Linked DNA regions of Homo sapiens: region 1 is linked to region 2. The links are chromatin loops, found by intact Hi-C in ENCODE. Cell type or tissue: heart right ventricle. All regions are shown on one strand. Each heading gives the region's core, and the rest is flanking DNA. Links, peaks and the distances in the headings are about the cores only. Region 1 overlaps COA8 (cytochrome c oxidase assembly factor 8). Region 2 overlaps ATP5MJ (ATP synthase membrane subunit j).

Evidence for each region. Hi-C counts contacts between places; a loop is a spot of excess contacts. Peaks named below come from ENCODE experiments on the same cell type or tissue, not always from the same donor. Only the 100,000 strongest peaks of a DNase experiment are listed, where the experiment ranks them.
Region 1: a loop joins it to region 2, with 2.9 times the contacts of the local background. A loop is called at or near these places in 43 of 110 quality-filtered maps.

The regions. Positions count from the first base shown.
Region 1 is chr14:103,567,724-103,576,901 of GRCh38, forward strand. It overlaps COA8 (cytochrome c oxidase assembly factor 8), which reads left to right. Exons shown (of 5, transcript NM_001370595.2): 2 at 3,900-4,097; 3 at 6,384-6,447. Among named protein-coding and RNA genes, the nearest start is that of COA8, 9.4 kb to the left of the region's middle. In heart right ventricle, for the core only: a CTCF peak has its summit at 4,466 (motif pointing right); a DNase peak (open chromatin) is centred at 4,473; H3K27ac peaks cover 774 bases.
Region 2 is chr14:103,906,029-103,914,080 of GRCh38, forward strand. ATP5MJ (ATP synthase membrane subunit j) reads right to left here. Exons shown (of 4, transcript NM_004894.3): 3 at 7,933-7,956; 4 at 6,260-6,666. The coding sequence ends at 6,638. Among named protein-coding and RNA genes, the nearest start is that of ATP5MJ, 11 kb to the right of the region's middle. RefSeq lists an enhancer at 4,758-5,258. In heart right ventricle, for the core only: a CTCF peak has its summit at 4,502 (motif pointing left); a DNase peak (open chromatin) is centred at 4,393; H3K4me3 peaks cover 362 bases; H3K27ac peaks cover 706 bases.

The DNA.
Region 1 (9,178 bases), core at 2,023-6,022, 340 kb before region 2:
GACAATACTGAGGTGCAGGCCTTGTGTCTGTTGGTGGTGGGAAAGAGATGGTTGACTAGGGCCTTAAAGATAATAAAAATAATTAACGTATGTATACAGCAGGGGTGGCTTCCTGCTGTGGTCACTCCAGCGTTGGGTGAAAGTGTTCCAGCCTGGATAGCTCTCCCATCTCGTTGGCATTCCTGAAATTAGGAGACTGTTTTCATTGACTTTCTAGTGTTTGCCCTTCTGGTGGATTATCCTTCTTTTATATTGCTGGATCGGGTTTGCGGATTTGTCTAGCATCCATGTAGAATAGGGGGCTGGGGACCCTAACCCTCAGTAAATATGAAGTTCCTGACTCCTTCTCAGATGGGAACTCAAAGCCTTTATAGAACTGAGAGTTAGAACAGGAAGCAAGAACGCTAAGAGCTTGCTAACATTTTTCTCTTCATTATTCCCTGGTGGTTTCCCCATGGTAGCTTTGTGTCATGTACGGGCACTTCCAGGAATAGGGTGCAGGAGAAACGTCTCAGTGTCTCCCCTTCCGAATCTTGGCTTCTGGAGGGAGAGATGCTGGGGTGGGAGTGCTCCTTGGTGGAGTACTCAGGAGCTTAGTAAAAGCAGAGGGGGCTGGAGAGGCAGGCCTGGCCTGCAGAGCCAGCATGGAGAAGCCTGGTGTAGGGCTCTCCAGCCTGCCAATTTACAGTTAAGAAGAAAGGAGATATGTATATATATATATACACACACATACATACATACATACACACACACATATATACACACATATATATACACACATGTATACATATATATACACACACATACACATATACACACACATGTACACATATACACACATATATACGTGTGTGTGTATATATATATATATGTATACGTATATATATATGTGTGTGTGTATATATATATATATATATATATATAGTGACAGGGTCTCACTCTGTCACCCAGGTTGGAGTGCAGTGACACGATCTTGGTTCACTGCAACCTCCGCCTCCCAGGTTCAAGCAATTCTTGTGCCTCAGCCTCCCAAGTAGCTGGGATTACAGGTGCACACCACCACGCCCAGCTTATTTTTTGGTATTTTAAGTAGAGGCGGGGTTTCACCATGTTGGCCAGGCTGGTCTCGAACTCCTGACCTCAAATGATCCACCTGCTTCGGCTTCCCAAAGTGCTGGGATGACAGGCGTGAGCCACCGCGCCCGGCTGAAAAAAGATTTTCACAAGAACCGGAAGGTTAACTCCCCTCCCAGACCCAAAGATGCAGATTCGGCCTGACCAGTAGGAATGCACATGTGCCTCTCTGTGACAAGGGCAGAACTGAGGCTGCTTCTCAGGAGACTGTGAGGGTCTAGCGTGCCCTCCCCGCAGACATGAGGGCCGGATGGAAGAGCCTTCTGTCCCCAGCATAGCCAATGGGACACCATGAATCATAGGCTTGTACTGTGGAAACTAGCAATTATGGTAATTATTCGCACTACAAAGGGCTCTTCCTCTTACCAAAGGACATTTTCCTCCCCCAAGCTGCTTGTCCTCGCTTTTAAATAGTAGCTCCTCCGTGAATAAAGGCAGAAACATGTGGTTATAGGGAAGAACAAAGGAAGATAACATCTCTCACATTATAATGGCAAACAATGATTTGAAAATATCGGTACACCAGCTTTATCCGTAAAGCAGTTTATGTGAGTGATAACTGGTAGATAAATATGGAAAAGTAGCCGAACACACTTGACACCTCTCTGAGCTTGCTTTGTGATATGTGGGCAGCTAGAAAAAGCAGCTAATTATTAGGTGGCTCCTTTAACATTTCCTGATGGGGAGCCTGTGAGCAGAAAAGAGCGGGTGCAGCCCTGGACAGTGGTCATGCACGGTTAGCGCGAAACCCACTGAGCTGCAGACACCCGGGTCAGCTCGGAGGAGGGAAGGAGTCGCCGTCCTGGGCCACAGTCTAGGGGGGTGGACCGTGGTGCCGTCCCTTTGGTGGGACTCACCTTAGTTTCTACCAACAGCTAAATATCACAGATGCAAAGACTTGGGGGAGAAGCCCATGAACATTTTCTGAGTCCTTTAATGTATGATAAGGAAAAAAATAATAAAAGTCAACATTTGTAGAAATCTAGGTTTTGGTTTTTTGTTTGTTTGTTTTTTTTTGAGACGGAGTCTCGCTCTGTCGCCCAGGCTGGAATGCAGTGGTGCGATCTCGGCTCACTGCAACCTCTGCCTCCCAGGTTCAAGCAATTCTCCTGGCTCAGCCTCTCATATAGCTGGGACTACAGGTGCCGGCCACCACGCATGGCTAATTTTTGTATTTTTAGTAGAGATGGGGTTTCACCATGTTGGTCAGGCTGGTCTCGAACTCCCGACCTTAGGTGATCCACCCACCTCAGCCTCCCAAAGTGCTGGGATTACAGGCGTGAGCCACCGCACCTGGCTAGAAATGTAGGTTTTATTTTTTTAATGGGATATTTGGTGATTGTATATAGTTTTTAGACTGATGGGTAAAATGTTGAAGGTCTGTATTGCAATCCTGCCTTTACTTTCTAAAAAGGATTCCTAAATTGATCCAGCATCAAATCAGTGTATTTTAACCCTGACGATGAGCAGTATAGTTTCAGGTCTTGAATAGCAGGGTCCCCCCACTATAACTCCCTGACAGTTCTTCTTGCCCATTGCACAAACAAAACCAGTTCATGGAGACCATGGCATTGCAGTAAAGAAAGAGTTTAGGGCCAGGCACGGTGGCTCACGCCTGTAATCCCAGCACTTTGGGAGGCTGAGGCAGGCAGATCACCTGAGGTCAGGAGTTCAAGATCAGCCTGGTCAACATGGTGAAACCCCATCTCTACTAAAAATGCAAAAATTAGCCGGGCGTGGTGGCATATGCCTATAATCCCAGCTACTCAGGAGGCTGAGGCAGGAGAATCGCTTGAACCCGGGAGGCGGAGGTTGCAGTGAGCCAAGATCACACCACTGCACTCTAGCCTGGGCGATAGAGCGAGACTCCATCTCAAAAAAAAGAAAGAGTTTAATTGATGTGAGGCCAGCCATGCTACATGGAAGAGTTATTACTCAAATCAGTCTCTCCTCGCATCTGGGGGCTAGATTTTTTCAAAAATAGTTTGGAGGAAGGGGTGGAGGTGGCTAGGCAATGGGTGCTTGCTGCCGATTGGTCTGGGTGCAATCACAGGGGTGTGGGACTCATCCTCCTGCATGCCGAGTGGCTTCTGGGCGGGTCCAGGAGGAGCCATCACGTTGGACTTGCAAAAAACCTGAAAAGATATCTCAAAAAGCCAATCTTAGGTTCTGCAATAGAGATGCAGGAGTAATTGGAGAAGTTGCAGATCTTGTGACCTCTGGAATGATGGCTGGCACCTTACCAGAATTCAGACTCCTCACCTCCTCCTAGCCTGGTAGGGTCTCTCATTAGCTTAAGAAAGCTTAGCTCCATCCTGGCTAACAGGGTGAAACCCCATCTCCACTAAAAAATACAAAAAAATTAGCCGGGCGTGGTGATGGGCGCCTGTAGTCCCAGCTACTTGGGAGGCTGAGGCAGGAGAATGGCGTGAACCTGGGAGGCGGAGCTTGCAGTGAGCCGAGATCTCGCCACTGCCCTCCAGCCTGAGCGACAGAGTGAGACTCTGTCTCAAAAAAAAAAAAGAAAGCTTAGCAAAGGTGGTTGAGTTTCGGGAAAGGGCTGTTATTATTTAAACCAGAAACTAGGCCCTGTGTGGTGGCTCCTACTTGTAATCCCAGCACTTTGGCTGAGATCACGCCACTACACTCCAGTCTGGCAACAGAGCGAGACTCCGTCTCTAAGTAAATAAATAAATCCAGATTGTACATTTTATAATACTAGAGATTCATTTTGTCATATGTTAATCCAATTTACTTTGTTAAAGGTCTCAAGATTCTGCCCTCCAAGAAAGTCTTGCCATGATTGGATAGGACCCCCAGATAAATATTCAAACCTTCGACCTGTTCACTTTTACATACCTGAAAATGAATCTCCATTGGAACAAAAGCTTAGAAAATTAAGACAAGAAACACAAGAATGGAATCAACAGTTCTGGGCAAACCAGAATTTGACTTTTAGTAAGGTAAGTTTAAGTTTTAGATCAGAACGGAAGGGTGCGGTGGCTCACGCCTGTAATCCCAGCACTTCGGGATGCCGAGGTGGGCAGATCACGAGGTCAGGAGATCGAGACCATCCTGGCTAACACGGTGAAACCCTGTCTCTACTAAAAATACAAAAAATTAGCCCGGCGTGGTGGCGGGCGCCTGTAGTTCCAGCTACTCGGGAGGCTGAGGCAGGAGAATGGCGTGAACCCGGGAGGCAGAGCTTGCAGTGAGCGGAGATTGCGCCACTGCACTCCAGCCTGGGTGACAGAGCCAGACTCGTCTCAAAAAAAAAAAAAGAAAAAAAAGTTTTAGATCAGAATGAGAAATAACACAGTTGGCCACTTGAGGGTGCTAGGTGTTTAGTATATTGCTTTGCTATTTGTTACGTGGTAGTACTGGGTCTCAGTCCATCCCCCGCACTGTATGTACATATATGCATATAGTTTTAAAAACTAATATGTAACTGTATATAAGAAATGGTCATTCGTAGAACCACAGATCTTGAGACTTTGAAGGATGCAATGTGTGAGCAGCAGAGCCAGAACTAGAAGTACATGTTTTACACACATAGGTGTGTGTGTTTATCTTTATGAGAATACCGGTTTTTTTAGGTGGGGCATGATGGCTCTGCAATCCCAGCACTTTGGGAGGCTGAGAGGGGTGGATCACTTGAAGCCAGGAGTTTGAGAGCAGCCTGGCCAACGTAGCGAAACCTTATCTCTACTAAAAATATAAAAATGAGCCAGGTGTGGTGGCATATGCCTGTGATCCCCATGACTTGGGAGGCTGAGGCACAAGAATTGCTTGAACCCAGGAGGCGGAGGTTGCAATGAGCCGAGAGCGCGCCATTGCACTCCAGTCTGGGTGACAGGAGTGAGACCCTCAAAAAGAAACCCGTTTTTGTGATGTGTTGTCATTCTTCCTGAGAATTCAAAAAAAAAAAAATTTTTTTCTTTTTTGAGACGGAGTCTCGCTCTGTCACCAAGCTGGAGTGCAGTGGTGCGATCTCAGCTTACTGCACCCTCCACCTCCCAGGTTCAGGTGATTCTCTTGCCTCACCCTCCCGAGTAGCTGGGATTACAGGCACACACCTCCGTGCCCAGCTAATTTTTGTACTTTTAGTGGAGATGGGATTTCACTCTGTTGGCCAGGATGGTCTTGATCTCCTGACCTCGTGATCCGCCCACCTCGGCCTCCCAAAGTGTTGGGATTACAAGCATAAGCCACCATGCCCAGCAGAGAATTCAAAATTCTTAACAGGATACTTATAAATAAACTGTGTAAGAAAGAAGTATAAATAGTCTAAACCAGAAGAAAAACATTTAACTTTTTTTTTTTTCTTCTGAGATGGAGTTTCACTCCTGTTGCCCAGGCTGGAGTGCAGTGACATGATCTCAGCTCACTGCAACCTCCACCTCCCTGGTTCAAGCGATTCTCCTGCCTCAGCCTCCCAAGTAGCTGGGATTACAGGCGCCCGCCACCACACCCGGCTAATTTTTGTATGTTTAGAAGAGATGGGGTTTCACCACATTGGCCAGGCTGGTCTTGAACCCCTGACCTTCAGGTGATTCGCCTGCCTTGGCCTCCCAAAGTGCTGGGATTACAGGCATGAGCCATCGTGCCCGGCAACATTTAAACTTTGACTTTCCATTTGAGTGGGCTATGTCTGGTGGGGTATATTTATCATATTCTGTGGAGGGTTTTTTTTGTTGTTGTTGTTTTTGTTTTGAGACAGAGTCTCACTCTGTTGTCCAGGCTGGAGTGCAGTGGCGTGATCTCGGCTCACTGCAACCTCCGCCTCCTGGGTTCAAGCAGTTCTCCCGCCTCAGCCTCCTAAGTAGGTGGGATTACAGGTGCCCACCATCACATTGGGCTAATTTTTGTATTTTTAGTAGAGACGGGGTTTCTCCATGTTGGCCAGGCTGGTCTGGAACTCCTGACCTCAGGTGATCCACCCACCTCGTCCTCCCAAAGTGCTGGCATTATGGGTGTGAGCCACTGTGCCTGACCTATTCTGTGGATTTATAAACAAACAGCGTCTCCCAAAGTTTATTGAACATCTTCTCAAATCCTGTTTCAAGCACAAAACTTTTAACCACATTCAGAGGGTTTTAAACGAGCTTTGAGATGGGTCACTAGCTTCTCAGAAAATCCACATCTAAACTTCTCCAGTACACCGTGAGCTGTGCTCTAGCCAAAGAAAAATGGAAAGACAGAGAAAGGAGTTCTGAGAGCCTTTTTTTTTTTTTTTTTTTTTTTTTAAGGAAAAAGAAGAATTTATTCACTCAAGACTAAAAACTAAAGGCCTGGGCCTGAGAACTGAATCAGGTTAGTGTGTTTGTTTGATTGTTTTTTTTGCTTTCTTTGCGTTTGAGCTAGTCCATGAAAAGGGAAAGGAAGGGCGGTGAGAGAGGTGGGGAAGTTCAGGGCGGTCCTTGGCCTGCTTTGGGGCAGTGCTCGGCACACCCCTGTCCAAGTTCTCTTGCACACCCAGTTCCCAGGCATGGCTCTCCAATCTCAGCTCCCTCCTTTCTCTCCGGATTTTAGGTGGTTATGATGGATGACCAACCTCTGACCTTTGACTTTCGTACTGAGGTCTCAGCCTTTGCAGCTTCTCCCTCCAAAGCAGCTTTTCTTCTGATTCCTGATCTCAGTTCAGTGCTCAAAATAGCCTCTCCTTATTTTCTCCTGGTGTCAGTGTTAGGCCTGAATAACATCTCATGCTGTTCGTTAAACAGATGTCTGCTGCCAAAAAGTTGTTCTGATAGAAAATCCAAAATCATCGACCCCAAAAGCCAAGTCTGTCATTGGGCTAAAGTGCCATTCCTACTAATCCTTTGCCTCACCTGATTCATTTGGAATAAAGGGCCAGGAGCTTGAGTCACCCCCATGCCAGGACCTCTGTTGCTATTTGCTGGCTGCTGGAGAGGTGGGGTCTTGCGGGCCCTGGAGAGGTGGGGTCTTGTGGGGCAGAGCTGGAGCAGATGCTGCATCCAGCAGTAAGCATGAGAATGAGCACTCACAGTTTTGGGTCCTGTGCTGGACACTGTGCAAGTCCTGTGCATATATCACCTGTTGCATTTCCCACAGTGACCCAATGAAGTAGATACTGTTATCTTTACCATTTTATAGATGAGCAACCTGAGGCTTCACCAGAATTGCACAGTGAGAATGTGGCGTGGCCTGGATTCTCACGTCGGGAGTCGGATTGCAAAGCCTTACTGGGCCTCGCCGCGCCCCATGGCTGTCAGCGCATTCCATGCTGACCTGGCCGTGTATGCGTGCGTGTGTACGCATGTGTGTGCGTACGTGCACGTGTGTACATGTGTGTGTGCTTGTGTGCACACCACATGTGCCGTGTCCATAGGTCTGTCATCATATCAGGTAGGACTAGGTCGGCTCATAGCTTGGAAGGGCTTTGGAGACAGCCACTCTCCTAACAGATGGGAGAAGTTGTTTTGATTCTTACTAAGGTCCCAGAATCCTATTGATGGCTTTGCTGAGTATTGAAAGGCTGGCCTTAAATTAGGTTTGAAACTGAATTTGGTAATAGGACAGGATGTGTTAAGGAAGGGAAACATACAGGGAGCTGCCTGCTCTGGCAGCTGTTGAAAGTGAGCAGGCCACGGTGCCTGCAGTGGGAGTGGGGCAGCAGGCGTGTCACCTTGGGCCAGAGCACATGTCTTGTACACGGTTGCACCAATGCGTGAGGATGTAGGTCCCCAAGAGCCAAGAGAAGGGGAGCTTTGTTGAATACGTGATATTGGAGAAAGCTTTGGCCCAAAAGAACAAATTTAGATTCGTTCTCTCTGCAATACAAATGTATTCCAGTGGGTCAAAATGTTAATTATTATTAATTTCTTTTTTTGTTTCTTGAGTCAGGGTCTCACTCTGTCTCCCAGGCTGGAATGCAGTGGCACCATCTAGGCTTACTGCAGCCTTGACCTCCTGGGCTCAAGTGATCCTCCCACTTCAGCCTCCCAAGTAGCTAGGACTGCAGGTGCACGCCAGCACCACACCTGCCTAATTTTTGTGTTTTTTGTAGAGACGGAGTTTTGCCGTGTTGCCCAGGCTGGTCTCAAACTCCTGAGCTCAAGCAGTCCACTCACCTCATCCTCCCAAAGTGCTGGGATTACAGGCGTGAGCCACTGTGCCTGGCCAAAAAGTTAATTATTAAAAGTCAGGCCGGGCGCGGTGGTTCACGCCTGTAATCCCAGCACTTTGGGAGGCTGAGGCAGGGGAATCACAAGGTCAGGAGTTCGAGACCAGCCTGATCAACATGGTGAAACCCCGTCTCTACTAAAAATACAAAAATTAGCTGGTCGTGGTGGCACTTGCCTGTAATCCCAGCTACTCAGGAGACTGAGGCAGGAGAATCACTTGAACCCAGGAGGCGGAGGTTGCGGTGAGCCGAGATTGCGCCACTGCACTCCAGCCTGGGTGACAGAGCGAGACTCTGTCTCAAAAAAATAAAAAAAGAAAGTCGATTGTTTATGGATTAAAGAGTTAGATACATAGTTCGCAGCTGTAGAGCATCTAATAGGATATAACAGACTCACCATTATCTGGAGGAATGATACCGTCCTGAGCTTGAGGGTGAAGACAGAGATATTCAAGAACATAAAAGCTGAAAACGTCTGTGTTAAGACTCCTTTTGATCCAGGTTTCTGGACAGGAGAGTTTGCTGAGCATATGTGGAGGTGGCTCAGTACCCAGAGGCGGGTGGAGCTGGCCCCAGTCATGGCCTGTGCTCAGACGCTAGGACCAGAGCAATTTCTTCCTCATGTTTAAACTTTTCTCCTAGGCCACTGCCTTACCTTTCTCATGCTATAAACTGGCTTTCTCTGCCTCCTTGTTTATCCCTCCTAAGTTCAAAGAAGCAGTCAGCTGAGGAGGCTGCCTTTCCTCAGGCTGGCTCCAGCCCGGTTGGGAGGTGCCCGGATTAGCTGAGGCAGAGGTGGGGCTTGTGCAGAGAGCCTGGCTGCTGCCATGGAGACGGGAGGAAGCAGGCAAAAGAGCAGGCCTGCTGGCAAAGGATCAGAGGGCTGGGTAGGCGCAG
Region 2 (8,052 bases), core at 2,809-6,808:
GGAGGCCAGCGCCAGCTGCCGCTTTCTCCTGCAGGGGGAGGGCGAGCTCTGTGGGAGCCTGCAGCCTCCTCACCGCGTTGTTAGGCGGGTCTTGGCGGGGTTGGGTGAACTGTCTTGGTTGCACGACCTGCTCGGGGTTATTGAAATGGCTAGTGGTGAATAACTCCCTCTCTGAAATACACTTTTTCCCACTCTGTGAAACCCACCTCCTCTGGATGCTGGAGCAAGGATGCCACATCAAACTCTGCCTGCTGCCTGCTCTAATTCGGTCCTGGAGTCCCAAGGAGCTACCAGTGCAGTGAGTGTAGCTCAGGATGACATGTTACTCAGCAATGGGCCCAGTGTCTGACACGCATAGAAGCCAACACTATGGCACCAGCTTTCCAAGAAAGAAAAAAGCTTTATTGCGAGCGGACTGCAAGGAGATGGGAGACAACGCTTAATTCTGCCTCCCTGAGCTGGGGGTGGGTCCAGCTTTTATGGCATTCCTAGCTGGTCCCAGGTGATGCCAATGTAGCTGGCTGGCCAGGCTGCTGGTAAGGATGAGGAGGTTAAAGTGTTTCCCATTGCCCACGCCTGGGCAATTCTGGCTCTGCGTCAGCTAATTAACTTAAGCACTGGTTAATTGGCTTGAGCTGGTCCCTTGGTTACAATAATGCCAGGGCTGAGGTTTGCTCCCTGCAGCTCTGAGCTGCCTAAACCTTTGGCTCTTCTTTTGATGGCTTCTAAGACACCCAAATACCAAATGCTCAAATTTGTTTTTTTAATTATCCAACTTTTTGTTTTCGACAGAGACGGGGTCTCTGTCGCCCAGGCTGGAAGTGCAGTGGCGCAATCTCAGCTCACTGCAACCTCCACCTCCTGGGTTCAAGCAGTTCTCCTGCCTCAGCCTCCTGAGTAGCAGGCATTACAGGCATGTGCCACCACGCCCGGCTAATTTTGTATTTTTAATAGAGACAGGGTTTCACCATGTTGGCCAGGCTGGTCTCGAATTCTTGACCTCAGGTGATCCGCCCACCTTGGTCTCCCAAAGTGCTGGGATTACAGGCATGAGCCACTGCGCCTGGCCAACTTTTTTTCTTTAAAGTGACGTGTCAATTCAAATTTTTCTCAGCCAAACAGTATTCATTTGATGTTGTATATTGGAAGTTTTTCAAATTGCAATACTCAGCCTTTTTATTGTGAAGTGGAGTATATTTTTTCAAACGTAAAGACGGATCTTGGGCCGGGTGCGGTGGCTCACCCCTGTAATCCCAGCACTTTGTGAGGCCTAGGTGGGCGGATCACGAGGTCCAGAGATGGAGACCATCCTGGCTAACATGGTGAAATCCTGTCTCTACTAAAAATACAAAAAATTAGCCAGGCGTGGTGGCACATGCCTGTAGTCCCAGCTACTCAGGAGGCTGAGTCAGGAGAATGATGTGAACCTGGGAGGCGGAGGTTGCAATGAGCGGAGATCACGCCATTGCACTCCAGTTTGGGTGACAGAGCGAAACTCCGTCTCAAAAACAAAAACAAAAACAAACAAACAAAAAAGACCAGGCGCGGTGGTTCATGCCTGTAATCCCAGCACTTTGGGAGGCCAAGGCGGGCAGATCACCTGAGGTCGGGAGTTCGAGACCAGCCTGGCCAAGATGGTGAAACCCCATCTCTACTAAAAATACAAAATTAGCTGGGCGTGGTGGCGCATGCCTGTAATCCCAGCTACTCGGGAGGCTGAAAGGAGAATCGCTTGAACCCGGGAGGTGGAGGTTGTGGTGAGCTGAGATCGCACTATTGCACTCCAGCCTGGGCAACAAGAGCCATAAAGATGGCAGAAAAGACTGAATGTATTACCATATTTGAAAAGAAAAAAAGGCTGGGCGAGGTGGCTCACGCCTGTAATTCCAACACTTTGGGAGGCCGAGGCGGGCGGATCACGAGGTCAGGAGATCGAGACCATCCTGGCTAACACAGTGAAACCCTGTCTCTAATAAAAATACAAAAAATTAGCCACGCGTGGTGGCGGGCGCCTGTAGTTCCAGCTATTCGGGAGGCTGAGGCAGGAGAATGGTGTGAAACCGGGAGGCAGAGCTTGCAGTGAGCCGAGACTGCGCCACTGCACTCCAGCCTGGGCAAGAGAGCAAGACTCCATCTCAAAAAAAAAAAAAAAGAAAAAAAAGAAAAAAAAGCAGATCAGGAAGACAGCATGGAAACATTTATAACCATGAACATTTCAGTCCTGAGTTGTAGTTTTAAAAATGTTTTTATAACCATAAAAAATTCAGTCTGGAGTTGTAAATTTAGTTTAAAAAGTAAGGTTTTTTTGGGGGGGAGGGGCAAGGTCTCACTCTGCCACCTGGAATGCACAACCCTAGCTCACTGCAGCCTTGGTTACCCAGGCTCAAACGATCCTCCCACCTCAGCCTCCTGAGTAGCTTGGATTACAGGCGTGAGCTGTCACAGCCAGCTAATTTTAAAATTTACTTGTAGAGACAGGGTTCTGCCATGTTGCCCAGGCTGGTCTCAAACTCCTGGCCTCAAGCAATCCTCCGGCCTAGGCCTCCCAAAGTGCTGGAATTACAGGCATAAGCCACTGTGCCTGGTTTAAAAAATAAGTTTTTATTCCTAACTAAATGAGAGTTTTCTGACATTTTCCCTCTAGACTTAGGTGTTCATTAACTCTGGCCTATATTACATCATTCTTTAAGAGGGAAAACAAGTGAAAAAGCTGAGACTTCCTTTGTAGTAAGAGACATCAGGGGAGCGGTTGTTGTGAAGAGTGGTGATGAGACAGTCACTGTCTGACAGAGCCGCCCGCAGAGTCGTTACCTTCATTTCCTGGGGCTGCACAGTGCCAGCTTCTCAAACAGGTATTATAATACTAACACAGGCTTCCATCACATGGCTTTTTTTTTAAAGTATTTTTAAAAACTTTTTATTGGGAAAAGTTAAAATGTATGCAGAGTGAATTCTGTAATGCACTTCTAGACGTCCACCCCCTACCCTCTACACAATTACCGATCTCATCCCATCTAGAGACTCCGTCCCCCCAATCTGTTTTGACTGGCTAGTATTTGCTGGTGTATCTTAAAGTACATCCTAGGTATCATTTCACACCTACATAATTGCGCCTGCATTTCTTTCTTTTTTCTTTTTGAGACAGAGTCTCTGTCGCCCAGGCTGGAGTGCAATGGCACGATCTCGGCTCACTGCAACCTCCGCCTCCTGGGTTCAAGCAATTCTTATGCCTCAGCCTCCCAAGTAGCTGTGATTACAGGTGCGTGCCACCACGCCTGGCTAGTTTTTGTATTTTTAGTAGAGACACGGTTTCACCATGTTGGCCAGGCTGGTCTTGAACCCCTGACCTCAGATGATCCACTGTGCCCGGCCTGCACCTCCATTTCTAAAACCAAAGAAATTTTCTTTAATAACTACAATACCACTATTGTGGTGGTGATCACCTAATAAGATTAACACTTCAACATCACTTAACACCCAGTCCACGTTCACATTTCTCTGTACGTACCAGAAATGCCTCTTGGTGGCTGGTTTGTCTGAAGGGTGGAAGCAGGGTCCGTGCTCAGAGCTGGCTGTTGAGCAGGTGCTGTGCTTGCTCCAAGGCCCGTGTGCAGCGAGGCCTGATGCTGGCGCCCGTCAGACGGTTCCTAACAGCACAGACGTCCAGGATTGTGTCTGCCAAGCACTGGCACTGTGTGTCTGCAGGTCTGTTCTCTAGCCTCTGTGTTCAGGGAGTGAAGAGAACGTGTGCTAACCACCGCCGCATCCCCGACGGCAACGCACGCCCAGCACAGGTGAAGGAGCTCTCTGAAGCCACGCTGTGGTCCGAGTCCCGATTCTGAAGCGGGTCAGATTTTGAATCCTGGCCAACCAGTTAACTAGTTGGTTTGTTAGCCAGGTAGTTATCCTCTAGTACAAACTACTTATCCTGTCTGGGCATCCATTTCTTCAGCTGTGAAATGGGGTGATGGTATGGGCTCACGGGTTATTGTGCAGATAAAAATGAAGCAGACTACGGCCTGGCACCCCGGAACTCGGGATCCGTTAGCTTGACAGAGACAACTCCCTTGAGGGTGGCAGGAAGCACACCCTCCAAAGCCTCTGGTTGGGGTGCGTGTACCCCTGGGATACAGTGACAATCAAGAAGAAACACCATGCCTTCTCCTAGAGTCTCATCTGAGGCTAACTTAGAGCACGTTGTTTAAAATGACACCTTCAGCTGCCTGTGAGCCACTTCCTCTCCTCCCAGCCTTTGTCGTTACTCTGCAGCACAGCTGAGCACTGCATTAAGTCAGAGCAGCACGAATGCGTAGGCTTTGGGACAAAAAGCCTCTGGGATTCCTTCCTGAACTGGCCCTGCCCACTCCCGTGGCTCTCTGTGCATACCTCTTGCCCATTGGCACCGCCCTCCAAATGCTCCTTTCAACAGATCCTCCTGGCCCCGTGCTCCTCGCCCACGGGGAAGCCCAGGTGACATTCTCTAGCTCCACCTACAGGCTGCCTTCGGGACAAGACCTGGTTGTTTCCAAAACCCCGAGGGATTCAGTGTGTGAGTGAGTTCTGGGATAGCAAATGCAATTATTTTTTGTTTTCTTTTTGAGACAGGGTCTCGTTCTGTCGCCCATGCTGGAATGCAGTGGTGTGATCTTGGCTCACTGCAGTCTCGACCTAAGCTCAAACAATCCTCAAGCATCAGCCTCCCCAGTAGCTGGGATTACAGGCGCACACCGCTACGCCTGGATAATTTTTGTTATTTTTTGTAGAGATGGGGTTTCGCCATGTTGCCCAGGCTGATCTCAAACTCCTGGGTTCAAGCGATCTGCCCGCCTCAGCCTCCCAAAGTGCAGGCGTGAGCCACTGGGCCCAACCTACCCTGGTAATTTGCCAAAGGAAGCCTTAAGTAGTAAAGGGAGAAGAGGAATGGCCCAGCCTTTGTGGGGAAGCCCTCCTGGGTCAGACACATCAATCTCTGCTTCCGGGGGTGAGGTGGGGGGTGGGGGTGGGGAGGGCAGCTCCCATCCGTCCTCACCTCCCTTTGGAGGAGAGTTCAGGTTCTGGGGGTTCAAGTCCTAGCCCCAGTGCTTGCTAACTGCGACATCTGTAGCGTGTTACTGCCTCTCAGCCTGTTTCCTGTTCTGAAAGTCAGGGCCTGTACTGATGCCTCACTAGGTTCTAAGGTGGACTAAATGCACTAAGATGCGTGACACAGGGCTGGAGCCTGGTGCCAGTGCAGTGGATGTGAAGGCTGTGATAGGGCAGGCCTGGGTTCTTTGTATCATTAGAAATTTTCCAGCTGGGGTCCTGGCATCCGCATGTCCTGGATGCTTGTTAGACATACAAGTTCTTGGGCTCCTTCCTACAGCAGTGCAATCAGAACACTGGGGCCCAGCTGGCTGTTAGGGCCTTCCAGGTGATTCTAATGCACTCTCAAGCCTGAGCAGCTGGGCAGATGGATAATTTTAAAGGTAGGGCCTTTCTGTACCACAGCAGATTCATCTTCTGGAGGCAGAAGAGAACAAAATACGTTCGCAGGAAAAATGTGATTCCTGTGTCAGAACCAAACCCTCTGAATCTCACACGACCTGACGCTGACTTCCACTGATGCTGTGTAATGCTTTCCTGCAAACTTCTCACACAGCCCAACAACCCTGAGGCTGTTGGAGGAAGCCATGACAGGTTTTGGTTGTCTTACAAAAGAAACTGAGGCTCAGAGAGATCTCCGTCATCTGTTGGACATCTACCATGGGCCAGACCTAATGAGGCTAAATGCCAGAGACACAGATGATAAACAGGATGGTCTCAAGAGGACAGGACACCCAGGGTGCAGCCACCACCCCCATTCCACAGCTGCTCTCCTACCCACCTGCAGAGTGCCAGATTTCAAACTGGACTCACTTTTACCCCCATGCTTGCTGCTTTAGAATCTTTTTAGCGCACAATTTAGGGATCTTGGTAATTGTCTTAGATGGAGACAAATATTATGCAGTATGCATTTGATACTAGCCTAACTAGAATCAATTGGCTTTTTTTTTCAATTGGCTTATTATGTACTTTGCCTTGTGATTATTTCCTGATGCAATATTCTCCTACAGCTTATAATTTCAACTACTATGTCATTGAATGCTACCTTATTTCTAAAGGACTTCATAGTTTAAATCTTTCTCTTATTTATCCTCATAATAACTGTAAGTTAGAGCTTACATAATTAACATCTCCATTTTCCAAATAAGAAAACAAGAGGCTCAGAGAGGCCACAAGATAAGTAGCAGGATCAAGTTTAATAAACGTTTATTGAGCAGTAGAATACAAGTGAGTGCCTGGATCCTGATCACCAAGTCCTGTACAACTGAGGTAATTATTTCACAATGATGGGTGGCTCAGTGAGATTCTGATTGCATGCGCTGCATGACAAATTATCTACTCAGAGTATGCCTGACACGCCGGAGGGGCTGAGGGGGAACACACTGAAAGCAGTACCAGGTAGCAGTGCATCTCACAGATCCATTTATTCATGCCATGAAGTAAACGGTACTTATACAAGTGTACAGTGACGTTCCACGCTCCCCATCTAACACGGCTTGCTGAAATTTACAGGCAGACTGACGTTTTCTTTCACATGTACTCCAAGTAAATCTGGTTAGTGATGACCAGGAGCAGGCGCTGAAGCTTTTGAAAGAGATGCATATATAAATATGATTTAAGAAGGAAGGAACAAGTTGGATGTAATTTATTAAACAAGTATCAAAAGAAGTTGATCAACAGTCCAAAAAGATAAATGACACCTTTCAATACTATTGAAAAGTAGGATTATTTCTATATGAAACACCCAGAGTGCTTAAGGGTTCATGTAATGACAGCAGACAGGCAGTGGTCACCCACAGCGCAAAGAGAGAGGCAGGGAAACACCTCCTCCTCAAACTCATGTAGCCAGTCCTGGGTTTGTGTAACATTCAAATGGCTACAGTTTCATTGTCACTCTGGCATAAATTTATAAGGCGCTTTCTTTCAAAATACATTAAAGGCCAGGCGCAGTGGCTCACGCCTGTAATCCCAACACTTTGGGAGGCCAAGGCAGGTGGATCACCTGAGGTAGGAGTTTGAAACCAGCCGGCCAACCCCATCTCTACTAAAAATACAAAAAATTAGCCGGGTATGGTGGCGGGCACCTGTAATCCCAGCTACTTGGGAGGCTAAGGCAGGAGAATTGCTTGAACCTGGAAGGCGGAGGTTGCAGTGAGCCAAGATTGTGCCACTGCACTCCAGCCTGGGCAACACAGCGAGACTCTGTCTCAAAAAAAAAAAAACCCAAAAAACAAAACCAAACCATTAAAAACACATCATTACGGGTAGGCTGAGGCGGGTGGATCACAAGGTCAGGAGATCCAGACCATCCTGGCTATGTGAAACCCTATCTCTACTAAAAATACAAAACATTAGCCAGGCGTGGCGGCAGGTGCCTGTAGTCCCAGCTACTCAGAAGGCTGAGGCAGGAGAACGGCATGAACCTGGGAGGCGGAGCTTGCAGTGAGCTGAGATCGCAGCACTGCAGTCCAGCCTGGGCGACAGAGCGAGGCTCCGTCTCAAAAAACAATAAACAAAATAAAACGACATCATTAGGGAACTTCTAGGACAGCATGCTTGCACAGCTCACTTGTGCTTCCCTATTGGTGATGATATCGACTACCTCTAATTAATCCATTCCTCTATTACTCCTGGAAGTTTTACTTGATCCACTTGACTATAAAAAGCAGAAATTCAGAATTCTCTTTCCCAGCAGGCATAGCAAACTTCAAGCTGTGAAGCATTTCAACTGCACCTTACATATATACTGAACTGTGTTTCGATTTCAATTGAGAACAACGATATACCTTGTCCTGAAAAGACATGATGCTGTTTTCCATTCCCAACCATTTTCAGAAGCAAAAATCTTACCTTTCAAAGCCTTACTTCTTTTATCTAAAATAAAAGGAAGGAAAAAAAAGCAGTCATATCAATGCTTTACAAAAATGCCTTTGTCAAAATTAACATTTAGCTGAAGGCATTGTAGCTTAG